2 separate regions of the Homo sapiens genome follow, and region 2 is linked to region 1. A link is a contact called in ENCODE Hi-C or POLR2A ChIA-PET data. All regions are on one chromosome and are shown on one strand. The core of a region is the stretch at or near the end of the contact, and the rest is flanking DNA. Distances in the headings are between cores, read along the strand shown.

The links. Hi-C counts contacts between places; a loop is a spot of excess contacts on that map. ChIA-PET counts read pairs that join two places held with the same protein, here RNA polymerase II (POLR2A). Pooled maps may share reads with other maps.
Region 2: a loop to region 1 is called in a map of CD8-positive, alpha-beta T cell, with 4 times the contacts of the local background. The contact joins two enhancer-like sites. A Hi-C loop is called at or near these places in 16 of 168 maps with a recorded cell type or tissue (CD8-positive, alpha-beta T cell, PC-9, Right ventricle myocardium inferior and 11 more) and 17 of 50 pooled maps. POLR2A ChIA-PET finds 5 or more read pairs at or near these places in 6 of 52 experiments (CD4-positive, alpha-beta memory T cell, CD8-positive, alpha-beta memory T cell, Panc1 and 2 more).

The regions. Positions count from the first base shown.
Region 1 is chr1:234,905,211-234,910,547 of GRCh38, reverse strand. No RefSeq gene overlaps it. Among named protein-coding and RNA genes, the nearest start is that of LINC02971, 49 kb to the left of the region's middle. Within about 2 kb of position 2,492, at least 4 of the 41 ENCODE cell types and tissues checked have a DNase peak (open chromatin) inside an H3K27ac peak, as active enhancers do.
Region 2 is chr1:235,002,543-235,007,879 of GRCh38, reverse strand. No RefSeq gene overlaps it. Among named protein-coding and RNA genes, the nearest start is that of LINC03108, 24 kb to the right of the region's middle. RefSeq lists an enhancer at 1,584-1,643. Within about 2 kb of position 3,248, at least 2 of the 41 ENCODE cell types and tissues checked have a DNase peak (open chromatin) inside an H3K27ac peak, as active enhancers do.

The DNA.
Region 1 (5,337 bases), core at 1,243-3,742:
AACTTATAATCTGGTTGTGAGGCCAAAAATAATCAAGAGCACACAAAATAACCGAGAATCATAAAGACAATACAATATCAAGACCTCCGTTGCAAACTGCAGGTTGGAATCCACTGGTGGGTGGGTTGTAAAATCAGTTTAATGGGTCACAGTCAGCATTAAAAAAATAGCTAGAATAGTAGAGGTCAGAGTATATCCAATGTAGTAAGAATAAGGACTCTTTTGTGAAAATTTCGTTCTGTCTTATGTGTAAAGATAATCTGTTTCTGCCCAAGTGTGGTGGCTCACACCTATAATCCCAACATTTTGGGAGGCTGAGGCAGGAGGATTGCTTGAGGCCAGGAGTTCAAGACCAGCCTGGGCTACATAGCAAGACCCCATCTCTACAAAAAATTAAAAAATTAGCTGGGCATGGTGATGCCTGCCTGCAGTCCTCGCTATTCGAGAGGCTGAGGTGAAAGGATCGCCTGAGCCCAGGGGTTTGAGGCTGCAGTGAACTATGATTGCACAACTGTACTCCAGCTTGGGTGACAGCGTGAGACCCTGTCTCCTAAAAACAAAAACAAAAACAAAACCAGGATAATCTATTTCTTACTGTGGCTCATGGTGAAATGTTTGAAAACTTCTGATAGCAGGGCCTAGCTTGTGGAGGAATGCCATATGAAGGATTCTTACCTTGTGTTTGGGCCATGGACTCTTGAGAGACATTTGAAAGCTACTGGGAGTCTCTCCATTTCTGGCACACATATGCCCGGCATTGTGCACATGATCTTGGTAGATCTTGATGGACTTTGCAGCCTATTCACAGTCCTGGTTAAATCCCTCTGATCTGAACCAGGGAGAAAGAGGAGGCTGGAGGAGATAAAGGACTGATATCTCCCAGGGTCTTGGATTTCTGATGAGGAGCAAATGCCATCCATCTCCCATAGGAGATCAGTGAAGGCTTCCAAGGAAGGGAAGCTCACTATAAAATTCATATTTTAGAAAGATTGTCCTGGAAGCACTTAGAGGCCAGAAGTCCAACTTAGAGGCTATTGTCACAGGTATGTGAGTCATGGTGGAGCCCAGGTAGATAGGAGGGCACAACTGTGAGAAGTTTTTAGAATTAAAAAAATCACTGGACTTGGTATTTGTTTGGATATGGGGAGAAGTGAGGGAGGAGGAGTTTGGGGTAGCCCTTGGGTTTCTAGCTTTGAGTGGACAGTGGTGTTAATTGCTGAGTCTGGAATAAACCTATAAGGAGGTTTGTGGAAGAAAAGGAGGTTAGTTTTGTAGTTAAGGGATTGCATGGGTATATATCCAGTAGCCCAGTGTATCCTCCTAGCATTCTTTCTGCAAATAGAAGACTCTGTGACACTAGAGAGCAACTGTCAAGTTAGGGTGGGGTGGGGGGCCGAGAGGGCTGGAAGAGGAGGGGGCTTTGTACTTCGTTTGCCTTTGTGTTCTTTGGCCAACAGTTTGGTGATGGCCACAGGAGTCCCTGAAAGGCTCTGAGAGCTCTGTTCGCAATAGAAATGGGAGGCGAGGTGCATTGGGGTGAACTGGAACAGAGAGCGAATGATTCTTGAGATGAAGCTGGAGCCTCTGGAGGCAAGGGGCCTGCACACACAGACTGGCTTTGGAAATATAGGAGAAGGCGGCCTCGGAGGGTGCTGGGAGGAGACACGTAACAGCCACAGTGGAGAAGGCCCAGCAGGCAGCGGCGAGTGGCAGGGGACTGTGTGTGCACATCCAGCCCCACTTGGGTCTGCATTCGGTGGGTTTAACAGCCCCCCTCCATAAGCACCTGCCAGGAAGGGCCTTAACCTTAGCATCGTGTTCCCGGCCTGTGTCCTGACTGTGGCTTGCTGTGCTTCTGATGACCCAGCCACCGAGCTCTTGCTGATGGTCTGGCCCTGAGCCCTAGTGCTTGGTGCTGTCCATTGGTCCTGACCCCTTGCTTCCCCTCTATCCCCTGCCTATAGACCCACATTTGCTCTCATACCCTAGACTGAGTTTCCTCCAGTCTGTCTGGGTCACACCTTGTCTCATCCAGGGCCCTGCCTAGCCTGGGCTCCTGTGGCCTCATTTCTGCTGGATTCCATTGAGTCTACCAGCAGGAAACAGACCCAGGACCTCCAAGCCTGTTTCAGGCTCAGGAACCTGAACTAACGATGTCTGTTTCAGCTCTAGAGGAGAAGATTGCAGTCAGGAACTTAATGCTCTTTCACTCTTGATACGCACTACTATGAATCTGGGTTAGAGTCCAATTTGTATGTGATTATCTGGGTGAACTCCTTAACTGTTTGTAATACCACTAAGTATTTCCAGATGTTAGCACGACACGCATACTGTGCTGCTGTGATGGGGCATTAAGTGCTGAAAGTTTTTTTTTTTTTTTTTTTTTTAAGTAAGAAAAAACACATACAGGGAAATTAAATCTTCCACCATAAAGATCCTGCATTATTTGCCAACCACAAGAGTTTTTCCTGGGCCGGGACCTGTGTCTCCTCCCAGCACTTATTCCAGCTGCTCAGGCATTCTGTGATAAAGTTACTCATTAGCTCCAGATACTAGCATTACCAGAGTCCTGTTCAGCGGTTCAGTGATTTGGCACCCAGAAAAAAGCAAAGGCAATTTCCGAATTCTAGCAACCCCCCCAAATAGAACCAAATAATAGTCCTGACCTCATGAGGCTCTCATGAAACTTAAAGGAGACAAGGCGTAGAAAGCACCCAGCACAGAGTCTGGCATCTACCGAGGTCTCTGTCGAGACCGGCTCTCCCTCTCTTTTTTTTTAAAGAAGGCCATGAAATACCAGACCAACAGATTTTCACATCAGCTGGGACAGTGCCATTGAAGCCTGTGACATGGGTTTATCAGTAGTTGAGAAATTGATCAAGAAGATGCTATGCAGGAAAAGAAACAGTTAGAAAAAACAGGAGTTGTGGAGCTAGAAGACTTCGGTTTGAATCTTAGCTTTGTTTCTTCCTACCTTCTCAGGCTCAAGGTGTTTTTTTGTTTGTTTGTTTTTGTTTTTTTCCTGCATTTCTCAGGGCAATGGTTTCATTTTTCCTATGTAACTTTTTCTTTAAGATGAGAAACAGGTCTGATGTTCCAAAGCTCAAAGTTTCAAACGCTGGAATATACGGGTGTCCAGGGAGCAATGGAAACAGTGGTCACAGTGCTGGTCTGGGAATCTGAGTGCCTGATCCCACCAGAGGACTTTGGAAATGTATGGTTCTGTACTTAGGAAGCGGCCAGCCTTTCTGGAGATGGCTGTGATTCTGGGAGAAAACAGCTGAAGAAATATAATGGTTAGGTCAGGACCCACACCCAGGCCACCAGGCTGGCGAACCCCAAGGCCAAGTGTATCCTTTGCTGGAAAATGAATTCTCAGGGAGGAAGCATGTGGTTGGATGATGTTCCTTCTTGTCTTCCCAGCTTGTAGAATCAACCAGATGTTTTTCCACACAGAATGCTAGTTCTTTAAGACACAGGCTGGGTGACATGTTTCCTTAGAGTGACAATATTTCCTTATAGTGACATTTTCCTTGACTGGCTCCATGCAGAATAGGAGGATATAGAATAGGAGGAGAAGGTTTCTGCTGTGGCACCTGGAGTGGTACTTGGTGCACGCCAGGTGCTAGACAATGTGTGTGACAAGGATGCACGTGAAATGCCCCCCCCCGAGTGCCTCAGTGACTGCAGTAAAGTGGCCCTTGTCATGGTCCTCTTCCTCTTTCTGCATTCAGTCTTCATGCTGGGCGGCATGAAGAGAGAAACAAAAACCACCTTTCTTGCCAGGGTCTTAGTACCATTTTGCTGCTCTTATCTTTCAAGTAAGGGAGAACATCTAAGAAACTTATCACCGTATTCATTCTAGACTGTTAGGGATTTAACTCTTCACCTACTTCCCTGAGTGGTCTGGGCTGGAGGTTCAGAGCTAAGTGGGCTGGGTGTAAATCAGGATTCCGTCCCTCACTAGCTGTGAGGCTGTGGGTAATTCACTTCATCTCTCTGAGCCTTCATTTTCTCACCTGAAAATTGGGCATGCTAATACTTTTCCATCTCCTTCCCAGGGTTCACAGGATTAAATGAAATTATTAACACAAAGTTCTTGGCCTGGTAGGGGGCATGTACGTGGCCACCGTCCTGGTGCTGGACACTGGGGTAAGAGTTTGGAAGTTATTGGCTGGGCAAGGTGGCTCACGCCTGTAATCCTAGCACTTTGGGAGGCTGAGGCAGGTGGATCACGAGGTCAGGAGATTGAGACCATCTTGGCTAACACGGTGAAACACCGTCTCTACTAAAAATACAAAAAAAAATTTAGCTGGGCGTGGTGGCATGCGCCTGTAGTCCCATCTACTCGAGATGCTGAGGCAGGAGAATCGCTTGAACCCGGGAGGCAGAGGTTGCAGTGAACTGAGACCACCACTGCACTCCAGCCTGGGCAACAGAGCAAGACTCCATTTAAAAAAAAAAAGTTATTGACATGATTTTCTCTTTTGCCTTCCATCGTCTATAACCTTTATGCCAACTGGCTGGTGCTAGAGTAGAGAAAAAGATTAGGATTTGTTACAGAACAAAGCTCTCCACCATTTGTTTATCTCATTTCAAAACAGGGAGCTGATTGAAGGCAGCCTTAGAGCTTGTATTTTAGACAAGGAGTGATACAATGTTTAGCAGGGATGCACTAAGCCAGAGCCGGGGGAGTGGTCTTCCCTGGAGCAGGCAATAACAGGATGCATTTTCTGCAGATAATTTTAAAACAAGCGTAAAATCAACCAAATATTGAGTCTACTTTTTATTATCACCAAACACAAGCAGTGTTAGATAATACCTGTGATAAAAGTCATCTTGTGCAAAAAGTTATGCTCTAAATTCTGAACAATTGATACAGTTACTGTTGAGCTGTAATAAAATAGGGAGGTGTCTTAGCAGTTTCTAAATGTCTTCTTTAATAAGGAATTGTATTCTCTGCGGAAAGTAACGGGAAGTAATTTGGAGAACATTCAGGTATGCGGGTTGATTCTCCCAACACATGTATCCAGAACTATGTTTCATTTTGGGAGTGAATTTGTAATGAACTGGAAGCATTAATTCTGACTGTGGGTGTAGTTTATGTCTTCCATCCCTGGGTACAACACATTCCTTTACAAAATGGTATATCAATTTAATAGAATATGATTCAATTGCCAACAAAAATAAGGTAGATTTATACAAACTGATATATACTATAATAGAGTACCTATGGTACAATCTCCAATATATAGTGTTAAATGAAGTTAGAAACCTGCCGAACATTTAACAATATTTTAAAAGGTGATGTGTGTGCATGTATATGCGGGTAGACAT
Region 2 (5,337 bases), core at 1,999-4,498, 97 kb before region 1:
GTTTGTAGTAATTTGTGACAGCAGCCACATGGAACTAATACACAGATGTCCCAACATCCACACCGGCCTCACACTCCTCCAACTCAAGGTGCAGTTCCGTTGTTCATTTAGAATTGCAAATGGCCTTAGGGTGCTCCTTTGTTTGAGTACTTTCAAATGTTTCCCACTGTCCCTGGCATGGTGACCGGCTGCTCCTAAACAGATGCTAAGACCCTCAGTGCCTGGGGACTGCCTGCCTCAGCACAGTCCCCCTGGTGCTCCGTGCTTTAGTGCTACTATTTTCTCTTTGTTCCTTAAAGACACCATGTCCTCTCTTGGATCTCTTCTAGACCCCACAGTGCTGTTCTCTGAGTAGCTGCACCTCTGTATTCTTATTCCCTAATCTCCCCTCTAAGGTTTGGCTTTTTTATTTTATTTTATTTTATTTCATTTTTTCAGGAATAACTCTGAATTTTCCATAGGAGCTCAGATCTCAGCTGGACTGTGAGTGTCCCACTTCTGGGGACACTCTCCATGCCCTTCAGATGACTCTGGACATGGGTTGTTGCAATGCCCCATGTCCCCTTAGCTCCTGGTGCCATCCATCATCATGTGCCTCCTGCTTTGTGGCAGGTGCTTGTCTGCTTGTCTGTCTTTCCTGCTGGACTGGGAGCCTCCTGCAGGCAGCAACTGCTGTGTTCACCTCTCAATCCCCTGTGTCTAGCACAGAGCCTGGCCCATGGTGTGCACGGACGAATAGTTACTGGCTGAATGACTGAGCAGATGTGGGAAGGGAAGGAAGGGAAATCTCACTCCAAGACAAACAAGGAAGATGTCAGAAGCCACACTATATATCCTCCAAGGGAGGCGATTTTTTCTATCAACTAAGAAGCACACAACACCATGCTGGGTGCCAGGAGTTGGCAGCACTGCTGGAGGAGGTTCAAGATACTTTTGGAGCCAAATAAACTACCTGAGCAATGCTCGTCATTTGCCAAAGGATTGCCTTAGAGATGTCACACGGATGTTACAGGTCATCTTGCCCTTGCTTTGCATCTAGGCTTAATACATTATCACCCACCAATGCCCCCACCCCCAAGCAACCCAACATCTGTCTCTCTCTCTCACACACACACACAGACAAACACACACACCACACAGCATATAAAGTATTTTTTAAATTAAAAAATTAAACTGTAGTAAACACACATAACATAAAATTTACCACTGCAACCATTTCTAAGTGTGCAAGCTCAGTAGGGTTAAGTGCATTCACATTGTTCTGCAACCATCACCACCATCCATCCCCACAACTTTTCATCTTGCAAAACTGAAACTATACCCAGGAAACATTAACTCCCCATTCTTTCCCCACCCTCACACCAGCCACCCCCTACCACTCTTCTACTTTCTGCTTCTATGCATTTGACTATTCTCAATGCCGCATGTAAGTGGGATCATACAGCATTTGTTCTTTTGTGACTGGCTTATTTCACTCAGCATAATGTCCTCAAGGTTCATTCACATTATAGCATGTGTGAGAATTTCCTTCCTTTTCAAGGCTGAATAATATTCCATTGCATGGATAGACCACATCTTGTTTATTCATTCCTCTGACAATAGACACTTGAGTTGCTTCTACCTTTTGGCTATTGTGAATAATGCTGCTATGGTAAACATGGGTGCACAAATACCTCTTTGAGACCCTGCTTTCAGTTCTTTTGGGTATAGCCCCAGAAGTGAAATTTTAAGATCATATAGGAATTCTATCTTTAATTTTTTTAAGGAAGCTTCATGCTGTTTTTCATAGCGGCTGCGCCATCTTCCATTTCCACCCACGGTGCATGAAAGTTCCAATTTCTCCACATCCTTTACTCCCAAAGCGTTGATGGGTTTTGTAGCTTTTCCTGAATATTTCTTGGTGGAGGTGGGAGGAAGGTGGTCACATTCCATATCATACCACAAATGTTTTTAAATATGTTCTTTAAGCAACTCTCTTTTTCTCTCTGGGATTCTATTTCAGGTCACAGATAGTTCCTCTTTCCCCATTCTCCTTACCAATAAGATCTCCTTGCTAGACTTATCACAACAATGAACATTATTAATTTCATTATTATTGTTTCAAAAGTATTTTTGAGGCCGGGTGTGGTGGCTCATGCCTGTAATCCCAGCACTTTAGGAAGCTGAGGCAGGTGGATCGCCTGAGATCAGGAGTTTGAGACCAGCCTGGCCAATGTGGTAAAACCCCATCTCTGCTAAAAATACAAAAATTAGCCAAGCTTAGTGGCGGGTGCCTGTAATCCCAGCTACTTGGGAGGCTGAGGCGGGAGAATCGCTTGAACCCGGGAGGCGAAGGATGCAGTGAGCTGAGATCGTACCACTGCACTCCAGCCTGGGCAACAGAGGGAGACTCTGTCTCAAAAAAAAAAAAAAAGTATTTTTGATTAAGTATTTGCTCATGTAGTTCAACATTTAAAATGTCCTCAAATCTCCCTTCTAGACAGTCCTATATCCACCGAGTTCCATTCCCCGGAGGCCACTCATGTATTGCTTCCTTATTACATATCTGGAGATATTTTATAGACATAAGATAGGAGAGCAAATTGATGAGTGGTAACATGAAGCATGAAATATAAAAGTAATAATAGGTAAGCACCAAAAACAGAACTGAAAGTATGCAGACAAAGAAAATCAGATAGGTCTGTTTAATATCAGCTGAGAGCATGAGATAAAATGGAAAGTAGCCACCTGGTTCTTTGCATGATTTGCATCACAGATACATAATATAGGTTGCACACACCTGGAAGAAAAGCAGATTGCATTATAGCAATTACCAAAGCAGGACCATGGGACAATCTGGGGTGGGTAAGGGGGCAGTGGCCTAGAACCACATGAGCAGAATTTTTGAGCATCCTGAGTGGAATTTTGGGCAGACTCAACGGAGGGTTTGGTGTTTGGGGGTTTGGTGTTTGGATAAATAGCTAAACCTAAGCCTGCACACTTGAGACATCTGGGATACCACAGACCTGTTTTCTCACTGATTTGATAGGTTACCAATGTAGACATATTTGTTTTAAAAGGGTCACCATGCTTCCCTGCCGTTGATTCCATTGGGAGGATGAGTCCTGGACAGGGCCGGAGTGATCCATTCCTTGGGTTGTGCTTCTCAATACTTGCTTTCATCTTCTTTTCTGGTACATGGCTAGTCCCTCTATCTAGTGGAACCATGGGCTGGTTTTCACCAAGGTAACATGAGAGGAAGTGATTATCTCAGTTGATTTTTTGCTGTTAGAATATCACAGACTGGTAATTTATAAAAAACAGAAGTTAATTTGCTCACAGTTCTGAAGGCTGGGAAGTCCAATGTCAAGGAGTGGCAGATTTCGGGATGGTGCCTTAAACACTGCATCCTCCAGAGGGGAGCAATGCCTTGTCCTCACATGGCCCAAGGCAGAAGGGCAAAGAGAGAAAAGGAGGATAGGCTCATCCTTTATAATGGCATTAATCCTACATGTGGGAATAGAGCCTTCACGGCCTAATCCCTTCTTAAAGATCCTACCTCTTAATACTGTTACAATGGTAGTTAAATTTCCACATGAATTTTGGAGGGGACAAATATTCAAGCCATAGCAGTGATATTGCCATGTGTAGACTACAGCAGTCCCTTGGGAGACTTTATTCCAGTGACACCAACCACTGCTCCAAAAGAATCCAAGTTCTTCACCTCTATACTCTACTGTCTTCTCTTGGTTGCCTCCACAAATCATATCCACCATGAAAGAATAAGTAGTTATTATTTATTTAATCATCAAGAATAGTCAATAAACTGTCCCCATGGGCAATCTCAAAACTGCCAGGACGATAGCACCATTAGTGGAATAAGACTATAGCTTTCAAAGCTCTTCATCCCTGTGTCTTGAGCCCTCTTAGATCTATTTAGAGATACCTCCCTGCTATGATTTGAATGCTTTTCCCCTTTCATGTTGAAATTTAATCCTTGAAGTGGCAGTATGGAGAGGGGGCCTTTAAGAGGTGATTGGGCCATGATATCTCTGTCCTCATGAATGGATTCATCCATTTGTGGATTAACAGATTAATGGGTGATCATGGGAGTGGAACTGGTGGCTTTATAAGAAGAGGAAGAGAGACCTGAGTACACTAACACACTCAGCCCCCTGTCCATGTGATGCCCTGCACTGCCCTGGGACTCTGCAGAGTCCCCAACAGCAAGAAGGCTCTCACTAGATGTAGACCCTTGACCTTGGACTTCTCAGTCTCCATAACTGTAAGAAATACATTTCTTTTCTTTTTTTCTTTTTTTTTTTTTTGAGACAGGTTTTGCTCTGTCACCCAGGCTGGGCTGCAGTGGTGTGGTCATGTCTCACTGCAGCCTCAATGTCTTGGGCTAAAGGTGTTCTCCCCACCTTAGCTTCCTGAGTAGCTGGGACGACAGGTGTGCACCACCACGCCCAGCTAATTTTTTTAATTTTTTACTTTTTTCATAGAGATGGGGTCTCCCTATGTTGCCAAGGCTGGTCTTGGATTCCTGGCCTCAAGTGTTCCTCAGGCCTTGGCCTCCTAAAGTGTTGGGATTATAGGCATGAACCACTGTGATTGGCTCAAATTCCTTTTCTTTATAAATTACCCAGTTTTAGATATTCTGTCATAAGCAACAGAAAATGGACTCAGATGCTCCTTCTAAGGACCCCTCAGCGATTTGTATTTTATGCTAGTAGATGGAACAAATGCAAATTCCTGGTAGGTCTTGAGAAGTACAGGTGGTGTATTCTAATTCAGGATTGATGACTCAGGACTCTGGATTTACATTTTCTCACATACCATTAGCCAAGCATGGTGGCGGGCGGGGCGCCTGTAATCCCAGCTACTGGGGAGGCTGAGGCAGGAGAATCGCTTGAACCCAGGAGGTGGAGGTTGCAGTGAGCCAAGATCGTGCCACTGTACTCCAGTCCACTGAATCCCGACTCCAGCTCTAGGGTGGTGGAGTCTGTGTGCTGCCATGTGCTGTGGTTGCTGTGGGGATCTCACTCTCCCCATCCCACTCCCACTGTCTGCCCCGGCTTTCTCTGTGCCTCATTGTCCCATCAGTCAGGGAGACTCACCACAGCCGCTATCATTGTAACATCAGTGTTGAACAATAATCGAAACCCAAATAGAGATCTCCCCTCTCCTTAAAAAACATTCTAATAATATTCCAAGGTCAGGGCCAACAGTACAAAAACATTGTTCTCATTAATGTGCACACATATATTGAATGTACATGCTTTATTTTGACTCAAATTTTCCAACATGGGTCTAACTGTGAATAGCTGAAGATACTTTTTTTTCAGTTTTGCTTTT